Linked DNA regions of Homo sapiens: all the other regions are linked to region 2. A link is a loop called in an ENCODE intact Hi-C map of the cell type or tissue named here. Cell type or tissue: mammary epithelial cell. All regions are shown on one strand.

What was found. Hi-C counts contacts between places; a loop is a spot of excess contacts. Peaks named below come from ENCODE experiments on the same cell type or tissue, not always from the same donor. Only the 100,000 strongest peaks of a DNase experiment are listed, where the experiment ranks them.
Region 1: a loop joins it to region 2, with 12 times the contacts of the local background. A loop is called at or near these places in 17 of 110 quality-filtered maps.
Region 3: a loop joins it to region 2, with 10 times the contacts of the local background. A loop is called at or near these places in 28 of 110 quality-filtered maps.
Region 4: it touches region 2 in a loop (5-fold over the local background); 14 of 110 quality-filtered maps call a loop at or near these places.

Annotation. Positions count from the first base shown.
Region 1 is chr22:39,134,177-39,136,676 of GRCh38, forward strand. CBX7 (chromobox 7) reads right to left here. Exons shown (of 6, transcript NM_175709.5): 5 at 225-576. Among named protein-coding and RNA genes, the nearest start is that of CBX7, 17 kb to the right of the region's middle. RefSeq lists enhancers at 1-135, 136-819, 926-1,903. In mammary epithelial cell, a CTCF peak has its summit at 1,116; no DNase peak of the experiment used is centred here.
Region 2 is chr22:39,309,545-39,312,044 of GRCh38, forward strand. No RefSeq gene overlaps it. Among named protein-coding and RNA genes, the nearest start is that of SNORD83B, 3.1 kb to the right of the region's middle. RefSeq lists enhancers at 1-229, 1,148-1,688 and silencers at 549-758, 1,493-1,954. In mammary epithelial cell, a CTCF peak has its summit at 1,518 (motif pointing left); DNase peaks (open chromatin) are centred at 27, 517 and 1,587; H3K27ac peaks cover 676 bases.
Region 3 is chr22:39,006,903-39,009,402 of GRCh38, forward strand. No RefSeq gene overlaps it. Among named protein-coding and RNA genes, the nearest start is that of APOBEC3C, 6.1 kb to the right of the region's middle. In mammary epithelial cell, a CTCF peak has its summit at 966; no DNase peak of the experiment used is centred here.
Region 4 is chr22:38,750,006-38,752,505 of GRCh38, forward strand. SUN2 (Sad1 and UNC84 domain containing 2) reads right to left here. Exons shown (of 18, transcript NM_015374.3): 3 at 1,205-1,368; 4 at 893-1,030; 5 at 220-315. Among named protein-coding and RNA genes, the nearest start is that of SUN2, 4.7 kb to the right of the region's middle. RefSeq lists an enhancer at 2,139-2,188. In mammary epithelial cell, a CTCF peak has its summit at 1,553; a DNase peak (open chromatin) is centred at 1,536; H3K27ac peaks cover 939 bases.

The DNA.
Region 1 (2,500 bases), 180 kb before region 2:
TGGACACTTGGGAGGAGGGCACTGGGTGCATCCTCCCCACCTAGACAAGAGCTCAGCCAGAGCGGGACGACAGGAGGAGCCCTGGGCTAGTGTTGGGCCCTGAGCCCAGACCCGACTGGCCCCACAAAGCACTACAGGCCCTCTTTGGACATTGAACCAGCTGGACCTTATGACCCATAGGGCCCTTTCCAGCTCTGAGGGTCTCTGGGCTGGGGCCGCCTTACCCTCCTCTTCAGGGGGCTGCGCAGCAGGCTCCCACTCGCCAGCCGCCTGCAGGACGTCTGGGGCCGGTGGCTCCTGCAGGAAGAGCTCCCGTCGATGGCTGTGGCTCTCCAGGTTGGGCCCGCGGGGCGGGAACTTCTTGCGCGAGAGCCGCAGGTACTTGTGGGCCTTTCGGGGCTTGCGGAGCGGGAAGGGCAGGGTGGGCACCAAGGGGCCCTTGTCCACCAGCTCAGGTGCCCCCGCCTTGACCACCCCCTCAGGGCTCCCGCTGCCGAGTGGGCACGTCAGGGAGAAGCAGAGCTTCTCCTTGCCCTTGGCCTTGTGGGAGCTCCGCAGGTCCATGCTGTACAGCCGCTGCGGGGGCAAGCCAGGGCAGCGCGGGTCAGCCCCACCCTCCCACCCGCCACACCTTTGCTCATGCTGTTCCTCCCACCCGGAATGCCCTTCCCATGCCATGTCTACCCACTCAACTCCTTCCCATGCCACGGCTGGCCATCACCCCACCCCACCCCAGCCCAGAGAGTGCGCCCCGGGCAACCCCAGGGTCGGCCAGCTCAGCCCTGCCTCTGGGCCCCACAGAGCACTCGCGTCCCAGCGTTTACTCCTTTGATACCCAGCAGAGAAGCATACAAGAAGGACAAACTGAAAACTGGCCAAGAGAAACAAATCTGGATGCATTAAGGAGTTAGCCTTCGTTTTAGGAAAGGCATCTTTGCTTGCCAGAGCACCTCCAAAACTGACACTGCCAGCTCACCCGGGAGATGGTGCAGGCAGAGGGCCAAGGTGTGCTCTTGGAGTTGCTTGGGGCAAAGCCAGGCCAGCAGCACACACAGCCCCGGATGCCCATGCTATCCAGCCAAAGGGACAGGGCTCCACCTGGCCTGCAGATGCACCCCGACCCCTCCAGGGGGCTCCTGGGCTCTGTGATTGCAGCCCGCTCTGCTGATTGCCCGCGACACATCTGGAGCTGGAGGGCAAGTCTGTCCACCCCTGGAGTTTGTAATGTCGGGATTTATCTTATTTACTTGGGGAGAATTTACATGAATCTACAAAAGATTCATGGTGCCAAGATGTTGGGAGACTCTGGATCACTGGGACAGTACCTTCTCCTGCCACCTGCTACCAGAGGTCAGGAGCTCCCAGGAAGATAGTGCAGCCATCAGATGGGACCTGTGAGGTCAAACACCTCCAAGCTGAGGGAAGGGATGACACACGCAGGTCCCACTCACAGTCGTGCCTGTTAACGGCATCACATGTCCCCAGGTGCCGGCTGCTGCAGTGATGGGAGGAGGGCTAAACTGGGAGGGGACTGGGAAAATACTGCAGTGCCTGGGAGGCACATCTGGTAGGCAGCTGACTCAAAACCCACTCCTCCCAGCGGGCTCACAGGCCATCAGAAGCCTAGTATGGGCCAGGCACAGTGGCTCACGCCTGTAATCCCAACACTTTAGGAGGCCGAGGCAGCTGGATCACCAGAGGTCAGGAGTTCAAGGCCAGCCTGGCCAACATGGCGAAACCCCATCTCTACTAAAAATACAAAAATTAGCCGGGTGTGGTGGCAGGTGCCTGTAATCCCAGCTACTTGGGAGGCTAAGGCAGGACAATCATTTGAACCCAGAAGGCAGAGCTTGCAGTGAGCAGAGATCGCACCACTGTATTCCAGCCTGGGCGACAGAGCGAGACTCTGTCTGGGAAAAAAAAAAAAAAAAAAAAAGAAGCCCAGTACATTCTACCATTCTGCAAGGCAGGGTCTTCTACGTCCTTGGCAACCTCATCACGAGAGAACTACAGCTACTAAAGGGACGCGGGTGCCAACAGTCAGGTCCTGGGTAAGCTACCGGCCTCCCTGGGCCTCAGTTTCTTTCTCAGCGAAACAATGAAGAGACTGTAGGAGCCAGCCTCCGAGGAGGGCCCCAACCACACCCACCTCCTGGAATTCACACCTATGCGCCGTCCATTCCCACACCCAGTGCTGTGTTGTGTGACTTCCCAGGCTAGGGCATAAAAGACACTGTGGCTTCTTCCCTGCTCTCTCTCTCAGGTCACCCACTCTGGGAAGCTGGTGGCTGCACTGTAAGGACACTCAAGCAACCCTCTGGAGAGGTCCACATGGTGAGGACCAGTCCCTGTCAACGTCCAGCCCTGACTCGATGGCACGTGAGCAGCCCCCTCGGAGGCAGATCCCGCAGCCCTGGTCGAGCCTGCAGATGACTGCAGCCCAGCCAACACCTTGACTGCAGCCCAGACTAGAACCACTGAAGAACCAGCTAGCACAATT
Region 2 (2,500 bases):
CCACCTCCCTGTTCCCACTTGCTCAGAAATTCCCAGCAGGTATTTTTTCTTTTTTTCAGGAGGAATGGAATGGGACTTCTTGTTCTGTCACCGCAGGATTCCGGCGAGGCCTGTCTAGGGGTTCTGGTGAGAGAAAAGCGTGACAGGAAGCGCATGCCAGCAGGCACTTGGAGATGTACCCTTGGTGACATGCACAGGCACGGCAGCCGCCCCACCCACCACAGGCCTCCGCTCGGGACAGCGGGGCACACGCACAATACAGACGAGGCCCAGAGATGCAGAGACCCCCAACAAACCTTCTCCATGCTAGGGAGACAGGAGATCCAGCTGGGAATGAGCCCATATCATGAAGCCCCTCCCTCAGGAGCTCATACCGGAGCCCAGGAGCCTTGTCCCACCCCAGGGCCTTCGCACTCACCATTCCCTGGCGGGAGTGAGTGTTCCAGCACAGGGCTCCACAGGCAGGACCCTTGATACCTTTCAAATCTCAGAGAGGCCTCCCCGACCCCACCCACATGACTCCATCCCAGTGACCTGTTTTATTTCCTCACAGCCGTCTTCACTTCTAAACTGCCTTTTTTCTTGACAGGATCTTGCTCTGTCACCCAGCCTGGAGTGCAGTGGTGCAATCATGCATGGCTCACTGCAGCCTTGACCTCCCAGGCTCAAGCGGATCCTCCCACCTCAGCCTCCCAAGTAGCTGGGACTATAGGCACGCGCCACCATACCCAGCTAACTTTTAAATCTTTTGTAGAGACAGGTCTCACTAGGTTGTCTCAAACTCCTGGGCTCAAGCCATCCTCCCGTATCAGTCTCCCAAAGTGCTGAGATTACAGACGTGAGCCACCACACACGGCAGGCAAGGAAGGGCTGAGGGGCTGTCAACAGCAAAGGCTCAGCCCCCAGTCAAGCCAGGCTGCCCGTGAGAAAGGCTTTCTGTGCACTTGGGCACATGTGGATAGGTACGGGTGTGATGCCAGCCTCCACTTGCAGCCTGCAGGTGTGTCTGTGGTACTGGGTGCCTATGTGTGTGTCCTGAGCCTGGGGGAAGACAGACAGACTACCCCTAGGGGCCTTTGTTCTTTGCGTCCTGTCATCCTGGCCATACCCAGAACTCGGTACAGAGCCCTGGACAAGCAGCCAGGCTCGGCCAGGACATCTCAGACCAGCAAACCCTTTCCTTTCTGGGCTGGTAGGCAGCGGGGCTCCAGGCCCAGCCTAAGGGATGGGGAAGGGAGGGGACAGGCTGGGACCCCTGCCCAGTCAGCATCCCCACCAGGACGAGATCTAACCATGGAGACTGACAAGAGGCAGCACCCAGGAGACCAGGCAACCAGGTCTCACACCTGGCCCTGCCACTAAGGTGCCTGGTGGCCTTGGGACAATAGGTCATGACCCATTCCAGCTGTGCACTTGACTCCCATGACTGCGGGGCATCCGAAGACCCTGATGCAGAAAGGAACCCTGCCCAATCCAAAACCCCTAGCAGGGCCCTCTTGCAGGGCACGTGCCGCACTCACCCCCTGGTGGCTCCAACCTGAAGTGCAGCTCCAGTCACCTAGGCCCAGGCTGCAGAGCCAAAGATGGGAGGGGCTGCAGGAAGGAGGGTTCTGCCTTGAGACCAACTGCCCCAAGCCAAGCTCAGAAGGAGCTGGAGACTTGCAGGGTGGACAGACACACGTGGGGAAGGTTCCCGCTGCACACAACTCAACTCTGACCTGCCCCTGCCTCAGGACCTACATGGCACTTATCCGCTCTGCACCTGGATGACTTTTTTTTTTTGAGACGGAGTCTCGCTCTGTCATCCAGGCTGGAGTGCAGTGGCGCCATCTCGGCTCACTGCAAGCTCCGCCTCCTGGATTCACGCCATTCTCCTGCCTCAGCCTCCCAAGTAGCTGGGACTACAGGCGCCTGCCACCACGCCAGGCTAATTTTTTTGTATTTTCAGTAGAGACGGTGTTTCACCGTGGTCTCAATCTCCTGACCTCGTGATCCGCCCACCTCAGCCTCCCAAAGTGCTGGATTACAGGCGTGAGCCACCGCGCCCGACCGACTTCAAGATATTTTAGTGCTTCACCCTGCACCCTCAGGTCCACAGGGAGACAGTGACAACTTGGGCATCTCCACAACTGTTCTCCCGCAGTCCCACACACGCCCCGAGCCCACAGGTGCACCCTGCACGCTGATCCTCAGATCCCAGCTATTGCCAATCCATCCGAATAAACAGAGACTCAGACACACAGTTAGGGTCCCGGTGACTAGCAGGCCTGCCAGACACTGCTGGGTGGACAGTCAGCTGGCGCAGCTGGGGACTCTATCCACAAGTAACTCAGCGAGGGATGGAGTACAGCACAGCGCCTGCTCACAGCCACAGCACCTTGAGTCTGAGGGAGCAGCTTCGACAGCATCAGGGGACCTGCATTCCACACCCCGTCCTGGTAGAGCCTAGGTGCAGCTTGAGCAAAGACGGGGAGTCAGCAAGTGGGTCCAAGCACCAGGG
Region 3 (2,500 bases), 300 kb before region 2:
AATCCAAATCACAAGCCACTACTACTTGTCAAACAGAATGATATTGCAACTATATCAATAGATTAAAGGAGAAAAACCACATGACCATCTCAATCATAAAAAACAGAAAGCATATGCTATTAAAATAGCATCTTAGGACCAGGCACTAATCCCAGCATTTTGCCTGTAATCCCAGCATTTTGGGAGGCTAAGGCAGGTGGATTACTTGAGGTCAGGAGTTAATGACCAGCCTGGCCAACATGGTGAAACTCCATCTCTACTAAAAATATAAAAATTGGCCAGGTGTGAAGGTGAACACCTGTAATCCCAGCTACTCAGGAGGCTGAGGCAGGAGAATCGCTAGAATCCGGGAGGCAGAGGTTGCACTGAGCCGAGATCGTGCCAATGCACTCCAGCCTAGGCAACAGAGCAAGACTCCATCTCTAAGATAAATAAAATAAATAAAATAAAATAAAATAAAATAAAATATAAAATAAAATAAAAAATAAAATAAGTGAAATGAAATGAAATAAAACAAAATAGCGCCTTAGAAGATGCAAAGGTAGCTTAGAAGCTATCTTAAGAGCTTGAAGCATGCTGCCATGCCAAAGAAAGCATTCCCAGTTCAACAAAAGTCTTAGCAAGCTTTCTTCATCTCATAAAAGGTTTCTAGATAAAAGGTTAGTCTACTACAAGTATCTACTAGATGGTGAAATCAAAGTCAAGAGAAAAGGCTGGCTCCTGAAACCCCAATCCAGCATTGGGCTAGAGGTTTCTGCCAACAGAAAAATGGGCAAATGATATGCACAGGCAATTTATAGAAGAAATGAAATAAGCAATAAAATATGCAAAATTGAACAGCCTTATTAATATACAAGTAAACACTAGTGGGAATATCAACTGGGAATCTCACTTTGGAGAGTGTGGCAGACACTAAAGGCAGGCTCACCCAAATGAATAAAAATAAAATGTAATGCAAATAGTAACCAAAAGAGAGCAGCAGTGGCTACACTAATATCAGATAAGAGATTTTTTTTAACCAGGTGTAGTGGCTCACGCCTGTAATCCCAGCACTTTGGGAGGCCGAGGTGAGCCGATGACCTGAGGTCAGGAGTTCAAGACCAGCCTGACCAACATGGTGAAACCCCGTCTCTACTAAAAATACAAAATTAGCTGGGCGTTGTGGCGCATGCCTGTAATTCCAGCTACTTGGAAGGCTGAGGCAGGAGAATCGCTTGAACCGAGGAGGTGGAGGTTGCAGTGAGCCAGGATCTCACCATTGCACTCCAGCCTGGCCAACAGAGCGAGACTCTGTATCAAAAAAAAAAAAAATTTACACACTTAATAACAGACCATCAAAATGTATGAAGCAAAAATGAACAGAATTGAGGGAGAATTAGAGTTCTACAATAATTGGAGACTTCAATACCCAATGCTCAATAATGGACAGAACAACCAGATAGAAAAAAAAGGAAGGAAATAGAGAACTCAACACAATAAGCCAACTAGGTCTAACAGACATATACGGAACACTTCACCTAATAACAGCAGACAGCTGCTGTGGAAAACAGCATGGCAGTTCCTCAAAAAATTAAAAATAGAATGGCCAGATGATCCAGCAATTCCACTGCCGGGTGTACACTCAAAAAAATTGAAAGCAGAGTCTCAAGGAGGTATTTGTACACCCATGGAAGCAACCCAAGTTTTCATTAACACATGAATGGAGAGGCCAGATGTGGTCTACACATACAATGGAATATTACTCAGCCTTGAAAAGGAAGGAAATTCTGACCCACGCTACAACATGGATGAACCTTGAGGATATTTTGCTGAGTAAAATAAGCCAATCACATAAAGAGAAATACTGAATGATTCCATTTATATGACGCACTTAGAATATTCCCAATGGCCAGCCCGGCGCAGTGGCTCACGCCTGTAATCCCAGCAGTTTGGGAGGCCCAGGTGAGCGGATCACCTGAGGTCAGGAGTTTTTTTTTTTTGAGACAAGCTGTGTCACCCAGGCAGGAGTGCAGTGGTGTGATCTCAGTTCACTGCACCCTCTGCCTCCCCGGCTGAAGGAATTCTCCTGCCTCAGTCTCCCTAGTTGCTGGGATTATAGGGGCCTGCCACCATGCCTGGTGTTTTGTTGTTGTTGTTGACCGAGTCTTGCTCTGTTGCCCAGGCTGGAGTGCAGTGGTGTGATCTCGGCTTATTGCAACCTCTGCCTCCTGGGTTCCAGTGATTCTTCTGCCTCAGCCTCCTGAGTAGCTGAGACTACAAGCGCACACCACCACCCCCAGCTATTTTGTGTGTGTGTTTTTAGTAGAGATGGGGTTTCACCATGTTGGCCAGGATGGTCTCGATCTCCTGACCTTGTGATTCGCCCACCTCGGCCTCCCAAAGAGCTGGGATTACAGGCGTGAACTACCATGCCCGGCCAAGTAGTTTCTTATAAAACTAAACGTGTACTTAATATACAATCCAGCAATTGCACTATTGGGCATTTATTCCAGAGAAATGA
Region 4 (2,500 bases), 560 kb before region 2:
TCCCACCTGCCCACACCCTCTGTCCTGCTCTGCAGCTACTCCTTCCCTTCCACGCAAGGGGGTCCCCACAGCTCTGGGCTCCCAGTGATTATTCTAGAATGACCTTTCCCCAATGGTCCTACAGTCTCTCTGCATGGGCAGGATGCCCAACTGCAGAGAGATGGGTAAGAAAGCACTATCACCAAGAATGGAAGTAACTGGGCACGGGTTGCAGCCCACCTGGCGAAGTGGCCACCATCCAGAGTAAGGAGCCCGCCCGTGAGACGGCGCTTCGGAGCCGCGAGCTGGAACTCTGCTGGTCCACATCCGAGTAGCCTGCGGGGAACGAGGACACTGGCTCAGTCTCTGTCACTTTCGAGCCTCTTCCTTCACTGTCTTCTGTGAGCCAAGACCACAAGTCACCCACCCTCCTTCACATCCCCACAGCCCCACACAGGCCCGGTGTGCAGTAAGGAATGAAATGGGAGCTCTTTGACATTCTGTTTCTTCTGACAGCTTCCTGTTTGCATCCCTCTCCTCACCAGCCACCCCTCAAGCTGCTGTTCAGAACTAGGTGCTGGGGTCTGACATGCACACCACTCAGAATGACTGAGCACCCACCATGTGTGAGCCCCACAGGAAAGTGCTGGAATGGGCCTGAATGCAAGGATGTTGGCCTTAGGTTGCCATAGACTCGTGGGGTGGGGAGGACAGACAAGTGAAGGGCAGTCACAGCCCAGGGCACCAGGGGCCACCGCAGGCCAGGCTGGGGCGCACCCAGGGCCGGGCATGGGAGGGGCGCTGTGCCTGCCACATGCTGCCCTCTCTCCAGCTCCCCGGGGCTCCCTGCCCAGCCTTCCTGAGGCCTCCCAGCAGCCTCGGATCTGCTCAGGAGGGAGGAAGCATCGCCTACCCACGTAGTCGTCCTCAGAGGAGTAGCCCGAGGAAGAGCCCAGGAAGTCCTCGGTGGCCTTGCGCCCCACAAGCCCGCTGGCCCTGCTGCTCTCTGAGCCACCCGTGCCTCTCCTCCTCCGCACCCGCAGGTCCTCACCTGTGCAGGGAAGAACCAGGGGCTCTTCTGGGCCTCCAAGAGCTTCTGAAAAGTGGGGTCTGGGCAGAGAGGTGCTCTGAGGAGGGAATCCCGGGGACTGCAGGGGACACTGTGAGGAGTATCTCGCGGGAGGCCGAGGAAGCAAAGCCCCGGGACGGAGGGCTCCACACTCACCCCAGTTGGCGTCACCATGCAGTTCCTCCAGGGAGCTCCTGGGTGGGAACCAGGACTCGTGGACCAGCGACTCACTGTAGTAGGAGGTGTGTGCATCAGAGGACGGGCCCAGCTGTGGCGCTGGGGACAGGCGCTTCATGTTGCTGGATTTCCTCTTCAAGGTCCTGTGGGACAACCATGAGGGCAGAGGTAGGGAGCAGGGAGGTGAGCCCAGCCAGGAGCATGAAGGAAAGCCACAGCCTGCGGCCCTGCCTAGTGCAGGGTGTGGGTTCCCTTGTTGCTAGGCAACTCGCAGCTGCCATTCCCCTGACTCTCCCAATGCTGGCACGTCCTCTCCTGTTCTCTCTGAATCTCACCAGCAGATGGGCAAGACGGGCAGCGGCAGCTAGGGATGGAGCCACATTCAAACTTTACAACCCACTGAAACCAGACAGACCTGACCTGGCCTCAGAGCTAGCCAAAGCCTCAGGGCCTGTCTTCTGGGCCCCATGCCTGTGAGCCGGGCAGGACGACCAGGCAGCTGCTGCCACAGCCCATTTCCCAGTGGCCTGAGGACTGCGCCTGTTCTCAGCCATGTCGCTGGCCAGCTGCTGAGGCCGGACAGGTGGTGAGACATGCAGGCGTGGGGCCAGGAAGGATGGTAAGGCTGACACGCCCGTCCAGAGCAGGGGGGGTTCCTGTGAGCCCAGCCTGCAGTTTTGGGGTTTCCGGCCTGGCTTATGGTTGAAGCTGCCTCTCTCCACTTCCTGTTTTCTTTCTTTCCTTTTTTTCTTTTTGAGATTGAGATGGAGTTTCACTCTTGTCAACCCAGGCTGGAGTGCAATGCCATGATCTCGCTCACTGCAACCTCTGCCTGCCAGGTTCAAGCGATTCTCCTGCCTCAGCCTCCTGAGTAGCTGGGATTACAGCTGCCTGCCACCATGCCGGGCTAATTTTTGTATTTTTAGTAGAGACGGAGTTTCACTATGTTGGTCAGGGTCAGGTGATCCACCTCCCTTGGCCTCCCAAAGAGCTGGCATTACAGGCGTGAGCCACCGCGCCCGACCTACCACTTCCTGTTTTCTAAGCATGAGGGCAGCAGCCCCGGCTCACAGTCGGTGGGAGAAGAATGGGTGCTGTGTGCTCATACACATGGAGCAAGGAAGGACCCCCTCGACCGGACGGGGGCCCACGTCCTTCGATTTCCACCCAAGGTTGCAACAAGAAGGCAGGGGGATGGCTGGACCACAGGGCGTGCGGGCAGTGACCAAAAGCTTGTGGGGCTGTCAGGGGCCGTGGCACTCCCTTGGGTCCCTA